3 separate regions of the Homo sapiens genome follow, and all the other regions are linked to region 2. Evidence: chromatin contacts called from ENCODE Hi-C or POLR2A ChIA-PET data. All regions are on one chromosome and are shown on one strand. The core of a region is the stretch at or near the end of the contact, and the rest is flanking DNA. Distances in the headings are between cores, read along the strand shown. Region 1 holds the start of RAP1GAP (RAP1 GTPase activating protein). Region 2 holds the start of LINC00339 (long intergenic non-protein coding RNA 339). Region 3 overlaps USP48 (ubiquitin specific peptidase 48).

Evidence for each region. Hi-C counts contacts between places; a loop is a spot of excess contacts on that map. ChIA-PET counts read pairs that join two places held with the same protein, here RNA polymerase II (POLR2A). Pooled maps may share reads with other maps.
Region 1: a pooled map shows a loop between it and region 2 (6-fold over the local background). The contact joins the promoter of RAP1GAP here to the promoter of LINC00339 in region 2. A Hi-C loop is called at or near these places in 2 of 168 maps with a recorded cell type or tissue (CD4-positive, alpha-beta T cell and naive thymus-derived CD4-positive, alpha-beta T cell), 1 of 37 single-sample maps with no recorded cell type and 7 of 50 pooled maps. POLR2A ChIA-PET finds 5 or more read pairs at or near these places in 4 of 52 experiments (HEK293, HepG2, Panc1 and 1 more).
Region 3: a loop to region 2 is called in a map of GM12878, with 4 times the contacts of the local background. The contact joins the enhancer-like site here to the promoter of LINC00339 in region 2. A Hi-C loop is called at or near these places in 1 of 168 maps with a recorded cell type or tissue (GM12878), 13 of 37 single-sample maps with no recorded cell type and 6 of 50 pooled maps. POLR2A ChIA-PET finds 5 or more read pairs at or near these places in 7 of 52 experiments (B cell, CD4-positive, alpha-beta T cell, GM10248 and 4 more).

Annotation. Positions count from the first base shown.
Region 1 is chr1:21,668,031-21,671,442 of GRCh38, forward strand. It overlaps RAP1GAP (RAP1 GTPase activating protein), which reads right to left and starts at 1,327. Exons shown (of 25, transcript NM_002885.4): 1 at 1,224-1,327. RefSeq lists a silencer at 1,249-1,398 and an enhancer at 2,047-3,246.
Region 2 is chr1:22,023,701-22,027,322 of GRCh38, forward strand. It overlaps LINC00339 (long intergenic non-protein coding RNA 339), which reads left to right and starts at 1,491. Exons shown (of 2, transcript NR_023918.2): 1 at 1,491-1,672. It overlaps LINC01635 (long intergenic non-protein coding RNA 1635), which reads right to left and starts at 2,348. Exons shown (of 3, transcript NR_110692.1): 1 at 2,264-2,348; 2 at 1,106-1,266; 3 at 294-745. RefSeq lists enhancers at 1,776-2,377, 1,989-2,098, 2,176-2,470.
Region 3 is chr1:21,760,244-21,763,544 of GRCh38, forward strand. The region is part of intron 1 of USP48 (ubiquitin specific peptidase 48); the gene reads right to left. Among named protein-coding and RNA genes, the nearest start is that of USP48, 21 kb to the right of the region's middle. RefSeq lists an enhancer at 1,659-1,738. Within about 2 kb of position 1,973, at least 4 of the 41 ENCODE cell types and tissues checked have a DNase peak (open chromatin) inside an H3K27ac peak, as active enhancers do; they include B cell, GM12878 and OCI-LY7, where a contact is called at or near this core.

The DNA of each region.
Region 1 (3,412 bases), core at 77-2,576, 360 kb before region 2:
AGGGCCCTGTGCCAGTCCAGAAGCCCATTCAGGGACACCTTTGGCCAATGTTCTGTTTCATCTGCGAGGCAACCTTCCCCAGTGCCCCAACCATAGCGTTTTCCCCCAAACACCCTCAGGAAGGAGGGACCACTACCTGTGCAGGGGGGGCCAGGAGCCTCCTGAGAGCCTCATATGGGGAGGAAGTGGTACCATCTCACCCCCATTGCCTTTCTCTCCTACTTCCACCTGGCCAGCTTCCCTCAGTGCCCCTCCTGCCTCAGTGCCCCTTCCCTCAGTGTCCTTCCTGCCTGCCGCCCCAGGGGCCTGACCTCTGACTTGGCAGGGAGGGGAATGGAGCCCGGGGACAGAGGCCAATGAGCCCTGAGAACAGTGGATGTTCTTCCTGACCCCACCACCGGGCCTGTGCTATGACCCCAACAAGGACTCCGAGGGCATGCACAGGCTGGGGTCTGTTATGGTAGGGAGGGGGCCGCTCACCTCCGGAGACTGTGTGTGTGTGCAGGTGTGCGTACACAAGGTTTCTTCCCCAAGCCCAGGCGCCCCGCAGCTGGCACCAAACCCTGCAGGGCACGGAAACCGCCCCGTGAATTCCCACCGAGTCCTCAGATCCTGCCGAGCCAGGGGAGGCGACGAGGGGGCGCCCAACTTCGTGACGCGTGTGCCCCGCTCTGCCGCGGGGGTCAGGGACAGGGGAATGCGTCCTGTCTCTGGGGATGCAAGGACATCACCGCCCTCCCCGCTCAGGGTCCTTGATCTGAGGCCCCCACTTCCCTCCTCTGAGGACAGGAGCGCCACCCTCTGGGGGGCGCTAGGGCTTGGGCCCCTCCCCAGGGATGGAGGAAACGCGCCCACTTCCCACAGTCCCTCCTCTAAACCCCAGGCGCCCCCACCTCGAGGTGGGCGGAAAACTGGACTCCCCACCCACCCAGGGGGGTGGGACCAAAGCCCCCTGGCCGCGGCCTGGACCAAGTCCAACAGGCTGGGGGTTCAGCCGGCTCAGTCCAGGCCTCCCCCCACTTCTCCAGCTGCTGTCAAGACCGGGCTGCGCGAGCCCAGCTGCGCCCACCCCTCGCCCCTGGAGACCCGGGTCCCCCACGCGTTCGCCCCCACCCTCCGTCCCCGCCCGCCCGCGCGGGGTCTTCGCTGCGAGCCGACGGGAGTCTGGACACCTCTGTCCCCTTCCCCTTTCCAGGGCCGCAGCCCTGGCGGGGCGCACTCACCCAAGGGCCTGGGCCGGGGGCGTCCTGGGCTCGGCACTCTGGTGCCCGCGGCCGCCGCTGCAGCTCTGCTCAGATGCGGCCGGCGCTCGCCGCCGCCGCAGTTCGGGGAGGGGGACGTCACATGACCGCGGAGCGCTCCTTCCCCGGCGCCGCTCCCCACTCACTGCGGAGCCCAAGCCGCGGGCGCGGGAGCGGCGGGGAGGCCCCCGCCCTGCCGCCCCGCCCCGCCGCAGGTCCTGGAGGAGGGTTCTCGGTGCCCCCATTTTACAGGTGGGGAAACTGAGGACCAGAGAGGGGCAGGGACTGGCTCAAGGTTACACAGCTAGACAGTGGCAGAACCTGGGCGACAGCCCAGCTGTCCAGGCAACAGCTCATGCTCCAAGGGGACTGGGACAACTTCTGGATCAAGTGGAGACGTCGGGATAGGTGGGGCCCACGGCCCCCATGGGCTCCGCTTGTCTGCAGGCGCGGGAGGAAGGCGCACAGGCTTCGCTGGGCGAGAAAGCTGCTGTGCCCTGGCTGACGCCCTCCTCACCCGGGCGCTCGGCGCGCTTCCTGGCAGAGGCCACGCGGTTGACCCTCGCCAGCCCATTCGCGGCTCTTGGACTTTGTCTCTGGACTGGGCAGCTCGCCCCCGCCCCAGCCTAACCCGGGCCCAGGGCGGGTGTGGGGAGGGGAGCCACAGGCTACGGAGAAGTGGAAGGGAGGCACCCGGAAGAGAGTGGGATCAGAACAAGAGTGAAAACCCAGGCAGGGAGGGGGCGGCAGAGATCACCTCGGCCTGACTTCCAAGGCCCAGGGAGAGTTAGAGACTTGCCCAAGGTCCACAGCAAGTGAGCGGCCTGCCCACTCGAGTCCCTTCTTTGATGGTCAACAGAGCCTGAGGCTCCTGTGCCCCACTCCCCACCAAGGGGGAGCCCTCACCCACACCTCTTTCTGTTCTCCACTGAGCTCCCTCCCCGGGGAACAGCCCACATGAAGCAAAGAAACACGCAGTGGGTCGGCAAGGCCAGAACTGGGGACAACGGGTGAGGGGTATGGTTGGTGGCTCCAAGGTCATGAACTCGTCACAGAACACTCGTGTTCCAGGGGGATCTCTGAAATCTCTGGATCTCACCCCAATGTTCTAAGAACTGGGAAAACAGGCTGCAAAAGGTACAAAGACAGACCTCTTTCTCAACCATTTCGAATTGGTGGGTCAAGCCGACAGGGCCCTCCAAGGTCAACAAGTCCAATAGGCCCACTTGACAGATAATATTTAGGGAGGGGAAAGTCCAAGACATGTACTCAATATATTTCTTGAGCATCTACTGTGTGCTTAAAACCACAACTGTTACTTCCAGCTCCCACTATTTTCCCGGCCACATGGGCTGCATTTCACAAAAGGAAAGATCCGAGGTCTTCAGCAACTCTTACATCAGCCTCTGGAGGATCTGAGACATGCAAGCCTCCGGGTTTTCAGTCCCATAGGGGCTGGGGACCAGAGCCATGTTTTCCGGTCAAGACTCTAATCCCCGTGGAGAAAAGGTGAATAAGGGGGAATAGCAGGAAATGCCCCACCCTCTTCCCACGCATCCACCCACCTGTGAAAGGGCAGAGGGGAAGGTAGATCAGGCACTTGTTCTTTTCAGTCCTCCCTCCAGCAAGCTTCCCTAGCTGTATATGGGAAAGAGACCCCAGCCCAGGGGGGTTTCTCAAACTTCTAAGAGTGCAGGAGCGGTCTGTAGACTCAGATTCAGATTCAGTGGGCCTGGAGCCTGAGCTCCTGCATTTATAATGAAGCTTCGTGGCTGCAGACATCCTGAGCAGCACTGGTAGTACAAGGCAAGTTGTCAGGGCAGGAGGAAGACTCCTGCGGTATCACATGCTCACTCATGGACCACCCAACCCGGGGGGCCCTTTGATCTCCTGCCTAGGAATACACCAGGACTATATAGTTGGCTCAAACACTGTAATAAAAAGGCAAGAAGTTGAATGAGGCTGGCCGAGGCGCTTCTGGGGATGATGGTGAAGGGACTGTGGGGCATAGCAACTGCCCTAGACAGGTATGTCCTGCAGGGCTCTGGTCCTGGGAGATGCTTGGTCAAATACATCCTACTTAGGAAATGCCAGCAGAATGCCTATAGACCTTCAAGGGCAGCATGTACTGGGTGGGGCTGGCTCATCTTCAGCAGGGGCGGGGCTCACAG
Region 2 (3,622 bases), core at 241-2,740:
GGGAGGCTGAGGCAGGAGAATCGCTTGAATCCGGGAGGCAGAGGTTGCAGTGAGTCGAGATCACACCATTGCACTCCAGCTTAGACAACAAGAGCGAAACTCCGTCTCAAAAAAAAAAAAAAAAAAAAAAAAGAAGTGAAGATGAGCTTGTCAGATTGTCAGATTTGCAAAATAGCCAGAAGGTCAGTGTTCTTGGAGCAAACTGAGTGAGCAGGAGGGTGGGGAAAGATGAAGCACAAAGGCTGAATTTTACCTGGGATGATAAAATAATCTTACACAAGCCGAAACGTATATACTTTCACATAAATTTATGTGCCTATGAAATTGGAGTTGCTCTGGGACTCAAGCGGCATCCTTGCCCCAACCCCTGCTGTTTTCTGAAGCATTCCTAAGGAACCTTAGAGTGTGGGAGAGAGAAATAGCAGGAAGTCCTTAACCTAGTCCAACCCTTTTATTTTACAGTTAGGGAAACCTAAGCTGAGAGAGGAGATGGAAACCTGGTTGTAGGAGTGAGTGGGGAAGGGTTCACGGTCATTCTGGTAGGTAGGGGTAGGGCCAGAGCAAGGAGTCCTGGTTTGTGAACCACCAGCTGGCCGTCTAGGAGTTTACAGACCAGCAGTGGCAATGTTGACAAAGGGCATATCTTCCTTTCCCCAAGAACATTGGCTCTGGAGCAATAACCCAGCAATGGGGGCTTTGGGGTGTCCCTCTTAATCCGGTAGCTCAGCCCATTCGGATATGCCAGCTGGAAAGAGAGAGGGAGAAGTCAACTGAGTACCTCTCTCTAACAGCTCAATCCCTCCCCTTCAGGGTTAAGATCGGGGCTGCAGTGGTTAGCATCTCTGCTTCCTCTAGCCGGCTGTGTCATTGAACCTGTGTGATCAGACGCAAACCAGATCAGTATGACTTCAAAGCTTCATCTTTGAGATGGAGTCTTGCTCCCTCGTCCGGGCTGGAGTGCAATGGCGCAATCTCGGCTCACTGCAACCTCCGCCTCCCGGGTTCAAGCAATTCTCCTGTCTCAGTCTCCCGAGCAGCTGGGACTATAGGCGCCTGCCAGCACGCCCGGCTAATTTTTGTATTTTTAGTAAAGACTGAGTTTCACCTTGTTGGTCAAGCTGGTCTCGAACTCGTGACCTCAGGTGATCCACACGCCTCTGCCTCCTAAAGTGCTGGGATTACAGGCGTGAGCCACCGCGCACGGCTAAAGCTTCAGTTCTTAACCATCAGGCGACAGTGCGTAGTCTGGTAGCAACTGGAAAAGTCCTGCTGAGATTTAGCCTCCCATACACACAGAGTCCCACCCCGGACAGGCTGTATCAACCCCCCACGGCCATATGCCCACTGCTGTTTGCGTACAATGAGGCGGGACCTATAGACTGTATCCACTGACTCATCTGGAGTGATTCCGCGGGGCGCCAATACAAGGACCACTGTCTCCAAACAGCAGCCAGCCACCCCTCTCTCTTGGTTTCCTTCCTTTGAGTGGTGCAAAGGCTTAAGGGTGTAACCTCAGAATGGGGCCCTGAATCAGCTGTGGGCGAGCTCCTAGAGTATCTTAATTCCTGCTTCATCTCTTTCCATTTTGCAGTTGGGCAAACTGCGGCTCAGAAAGATAAAGAACTTCTCCGGAGCGAAAAAGCTGCTAAGAATGTATCCAAAACTCCGCACGGTAAGGACTGAGGACGGTCAAAAGACCACCAAGAGTTAAAACCATGAAGCTGCGTAGTACCGCGGAGGCTAGAGAGACCCGGCCCACCCCTTCCAACCTATGCCCCTCCTCTTAACTTCCGGGCGGGGCATGACTTCCGGTTCCCGCGCGGCGCTCCAAAGCTCGGGGAGTGGTGGTCTCCCTTTCCTGGAGTCATTTGTGGGAGTTAGGGTCTTATCCTGATCTTTCCTCGTCCCCCGCTCCCCCGTCCTCCGAGGTGGCAGCTGCGTAGGTGAACGTTCCCCCTGTCCCCTTCCTTCTCCTTCCTAACCCGAGTACGCTTGCTCGCGGCCACAGTGGCTGCCTGCCCCAGGAGCGGGGAGTCCCTGCCTTTGGGGTAGGGAAATGACTGAAATGTGGGACCTGCGGGCTCCTCGGGCTGACTTGGACCTCACTGCAGCTCTGGAGGTGGACCTCGTCCTGGGACCCTAGAAGCCCATTTCCGCACTCGGGCTAGGCCTTCGGAGCCGCGGCAGCATAGTGGGAGGAGTCGGGCTCAGCTCCCCCCCACCACAACCGGGATTATTTTTATCGGTTGAGTCATCGCACTACCTTTCATCCTTGTGGCTTTGGGCAAGTCCCCGCCCTCCGAGCCTCACTTTGCTTATCTGTGAATGGAAATAACAGTGCCTACCCCATGGGCTATCGGGAGGATCAGTTGTGAGGGAATGCAGTGTGGGGTGTCTGGCCGGCAGAATTCCACAAATGGTAGCAGCGGTTGATGTCACTGGAGGTTCCTGGGGCAGTAATTTATCAAGAGTTTATGATCCTGAACTAAGGATCATACGGAGGAGGATCTGTGTATAACGTTCGGCACAATGTTAGATAGGAAGTAAGGGCGCAGTGCACTGGAGTTATTTTTTCTTTTTTTTTTTTTTGAGACGGAGTCTCGCTCTGTCGCCCAGGCCGGAGTTGCAGTGCCGCGTTGTCGCCTCACTGCAACCTTCTCTGCCACATGGGTTCAAGCGATTCTCCTGCCTCAGCCACTCGAGTAACTGGGATTACAGTCGCACATCACCACGCCTGGCTAATGTTTTGCATTTTTAATAGAGACGGTTTCACCATGTTGGCCAGCCTGGTCTTGAACTCCTGATCTCAGGTGATCCACCCGCCTCGGCCTTCCAAAGTGCTAGAAGTATAGGCATGAGCCACTGTGCCTGGCCTGGAGTTATTTTTTCTCACTGGGTTTTTGAGCAAAGAAAAGGAGTTATTAACTGGTGAGGATAAATTTGTGTTTGGTAAGTCGTCTTCTGAAGCTGACAGGATTTATAAGCCGGGTAAATTGTGGTGCTGGTTCATCTTTGAGAGCCAGCCTTAAGAATTGGCCCACTGACTGCTGGGCGTGGTGGCTCACATCTGTAATCCCAGCACTTTGGGAGGCCGAAGCGGGTGGATCACCCGAAGTCAGGAGTTCGAGACCAGCCTGGTCAACATGGTGAAACCCCATCTCTACTAAAAACATAAAAATTAGCCAGGTATGGTGGTGGGCACCTGTAATCCCAGTTACTCGGGAGGCTGAGGCAGAGAATTGCTTGAACCCAGAAGGAGGAAAGGTTGCAGTGAACCGAGATCACACTACTGCACTCCAGCCTGAGCGACAGAGTGAGACTTGTCTCAAAAAAAAAAAAAAGGAAAGAAAAAGGCCCACTGACAGTCTGTTCCTAGAAACCTGGGTTGTAAAGACGTTGGGTGCTGGGAGCTAGAAGAAGTAATAAAAGGGTGTTTTCCTAAGTGGGTTAGGGGTTTTCACTCAGAAAGGTTTTTGGGCAGGAGGGGAAAGCCTGAGAAGTTTTCTTCCTCTTGAGTTGTTATAAAAGTAATACATGTGTGTAGTTAGAAAACAATGCAGAAAGATGTAAAATGAAAAGTGTTTCCCCCTTCTACTGTTTCTGCCCTTCAGAAGTAAATACA
Region 3 (3,301 bases), core at 723-3,222, 260 kb before region 2:
TGTAACATAAGCTTAGGTTTTCTTTTGCTATAAAGGAACATTACAGGACAAAGTTCTGCAGATTTCTGTAGGATACCCACTAAAGGATTACTGATAACAGTAAAAGACTGGAAATTTATATGGAAGTAACAAAATAAATTACAATATAACCAAACAACAAAAACTACTGCTGTCAAAAAATAAAAAGGTAGGCCGGGCACAGTGGCTCACGCCTGTAATCCCAGCATTTTGGGAGGCCCAGGTGGGCGGATCACAAAGTCAGGAGTTCGAGACCAGCCTGGCCAACATGGTAAAACCCCATCTCTACTAAAAATACAAAAATTCGCCAGGAGTGGTGGCGGGAGCCTGTAATCCCAGCTACCCAGGAGGCTGAGGCAGGAGAAATCACTTGAAACTGGAAGGCGGGAGGGTGCAGTGAGCCGAGATCGTGCCACTGCACTCCAGCCTGGGCAACAAGAACAAAACTCTATCTCAAAAAAAATAAAAATAAAAATAAATTTAAAAAAAGGTAGGGAAAGCTTTTAATGTTGTGATATATAACGATATCATTAGTTGAAAAAAGGAAGGTGGGCCAGGCACAGTGGCTCACGCCTGTAATCCCAGCACTTTGGGAGGCTGAGGCAGGCGATCACCTGAGGTCGGGATTTCGAGACCAGCCTGACCAACATGGAGAAACCCTGTCTCTACTAAAAATACAAAATTAGCCGGGCATGGTGGCGCATGCCTGTTAATCCCAGCTAGTTGGGAGGCTGAGGCAGGAGAACTGCTTGAGCCCAGCAGGGTGAAGGTTGTGGTGAGCCAAGATCACGCCATCGCACTCCAGCCTGGACAACAAGTGGAAACTTTGTCTCAAAAGAAAAAAAAGAAAAAAAAAAAGGAAGGTACAAAACACTGCATATCATGTTGCCATGTTTTTTATTTACAAATGGGGTAAACACACCCGTTTGTTTAGATAGAAGAGTACATTATAAACTGGAAACAACCTTATCGGCAAAGATTATCTCTGTACTTGCCAGCTATAAGTCAGAAGTAAATAACACTCTGAACTTCCTTTTTTTTTTTTTTGAGACTCCCATACTGAAGTGGCATGTTCATGGCTCACTGCAGCCTCTACATCCTGGACTCAAGTAATCCTCCAGCCTCAGCCTCTGGAGTAGCTGGGAGGTGCATGCCACCATACTTGGATAATTTTTTATTTTATTTTTTGTAAAAACAGGGTCTTGCCATGTTGCCCCAGGCTGACCCCATCACTTTTTATACCTTTCAGACTTTGAACAATAAAATGTGTTACATATTCCAAAAATAAGTAAATAATTGTTTTAATGTTCAGTTTAAACATACTGTCTTCTAAAATATAAAAATGAAGCTGGGTGTGGTGGCACATGCTTATAGTGCCAGCTATTCAGAAGGCTCAGGCAGAAGATGGCCTAAGCCTAGGAGTTGGAGGCTGCAATGAACTATGATTGCACCTGTGAACAGCCACTGCACTACAGCCTGGCCAACAAAGTGAGACCCTGTCTCTATTTTAAAACTTTTGAAAAAATAAAAATGAAAACAAGTTCGACCAATTTAAGAACAGTTTTGTCAGCTTATATCAAAGCTAGGAGGGAAAAAAGCTTATTAATGAAATAAAGTAGAACCCATCCACTGTGGGGAGAAGAAGCTAGGGTTTTGTTTTAGTGCTTATAACTCATCTCTAATGGGAAAGGTCTACTATAAGAGAGTTAAAGAAACAAAACTGGCCGGGTGCAGTGGCTCCTGCCTGTAATCCCCAGCACTTTGGGAGACTGAGGTGGGCAGATCACTTGAGGCCAGAAGTTCAAGACCAGCCTGGCCAACATGGCAAAACCCCGTCTCTACTAAAAATACAAAAATGTGCCAAGCGTGGTGGCGTGTGCCTATAATCCCAGCTACTTGGGAGGCTGAAGTGAGAGAACCGCTTGAACCAGGAAGGCAGGGTTTGCAGTGAGCTGTGATCGCACCAGTGCATTCCAGCCAGGCTGGGCAACAGAGCGAGACTCGTCTCAAAAAAAAAAAGAAGAAACAAAACTGATTCTGAGACTGAGAAAAGTAACAGAAAATCTCTCCTGGGAACAGTGACAAGGATATACTAGGAAGGTTCTTTCGAAAGAAAATTACAGCTAGTGGCAATGGACTCTCCCAAAGGTCTTTGGCAGATAGGAAAAAATAGTGTCAGTAACCATGGTGAAAATATACCTCTAAAACAAAGTAGGCACTTATTTTGTCAATCCTTTCAACTCTGCTTTTCAAAGGTGTAATATCAAGTCTTGTTTGTTCACTCCCTCCTCTTGGACAAGTGGGTGGTAAAAATTTTTCACACGGGCCGGGCGCGGTGGCTCACGCCTGTAATCCCAGCACTTTGGGAGGCGGAGGCGGGTGGATCACGAGGTCAGGGGTTTGAGACCAGCCTGACCAACATGGTGAAACCCCATCTCTACTAAAAATACAAAAATTAGCTGGACGTGGTGGCAGGCGCCTGTAATCCTGGCTACTCAGGAGGCTGAGGCAGGAGAATTGCTTGAACCTGGGAGGCGGAGGTTGCAGTGAGCCGAGATCACGCCACTGCACTCCAGCCTGGGCGACAGAGCGAGACTTCATCTCAAAAAAAAAAAAAAAAAAAAAAATTCACACGACCTGGCTGGGGAAACAGATACTCCCATGTGTCAAACACAGACATCATTCTCAGAAAATAGTTCCACTGGATCTGTTTAGATTTTAGTCTCCAGTTCCTGATAGCAAAATAATTCAGACAATGAAGAAAAGGTAGGCTCTCCCTGTCCCCACCCAAAAATCATGCATACTCAACTGGTTCTAAAGCTGGCATCAAAAGGCAAACACAACCTATGGCCTAAATATTACCACAATAAGACTTTCAAAAGCTACTATGAGAAGCTGGGAGCAATCTGTATTATTAGGCCCCACAACACTGGCATTGTTCTTTTTAAATTTTCTTAAATTAATTGCTTGCTAGGTATCACTGAATACGTCTTCAGTCGGCTAGAACACCACCACAGCAGAATGCCAAGTGCAGGTGACCTGTGATAGACTACCACCCCAGGCCAAACCTATGGCTCCCGAGCCTCTATGGCCACACTTCAGGTGGGAACCAAAAAGCCAATGGCGGTGCTTTGCATTAAAAGGGCTTGGGCTTTCTAAACTTCTAAATTGTTGCTAAGCCTTTCATACATAGCCCAATATGGGGGGGCGGGGTTGTGTTTGTTCTCTTACTTGGAGAGGTAAAGAATCTACTTAACAAACACAAATAACAGCTGGGCGCAGT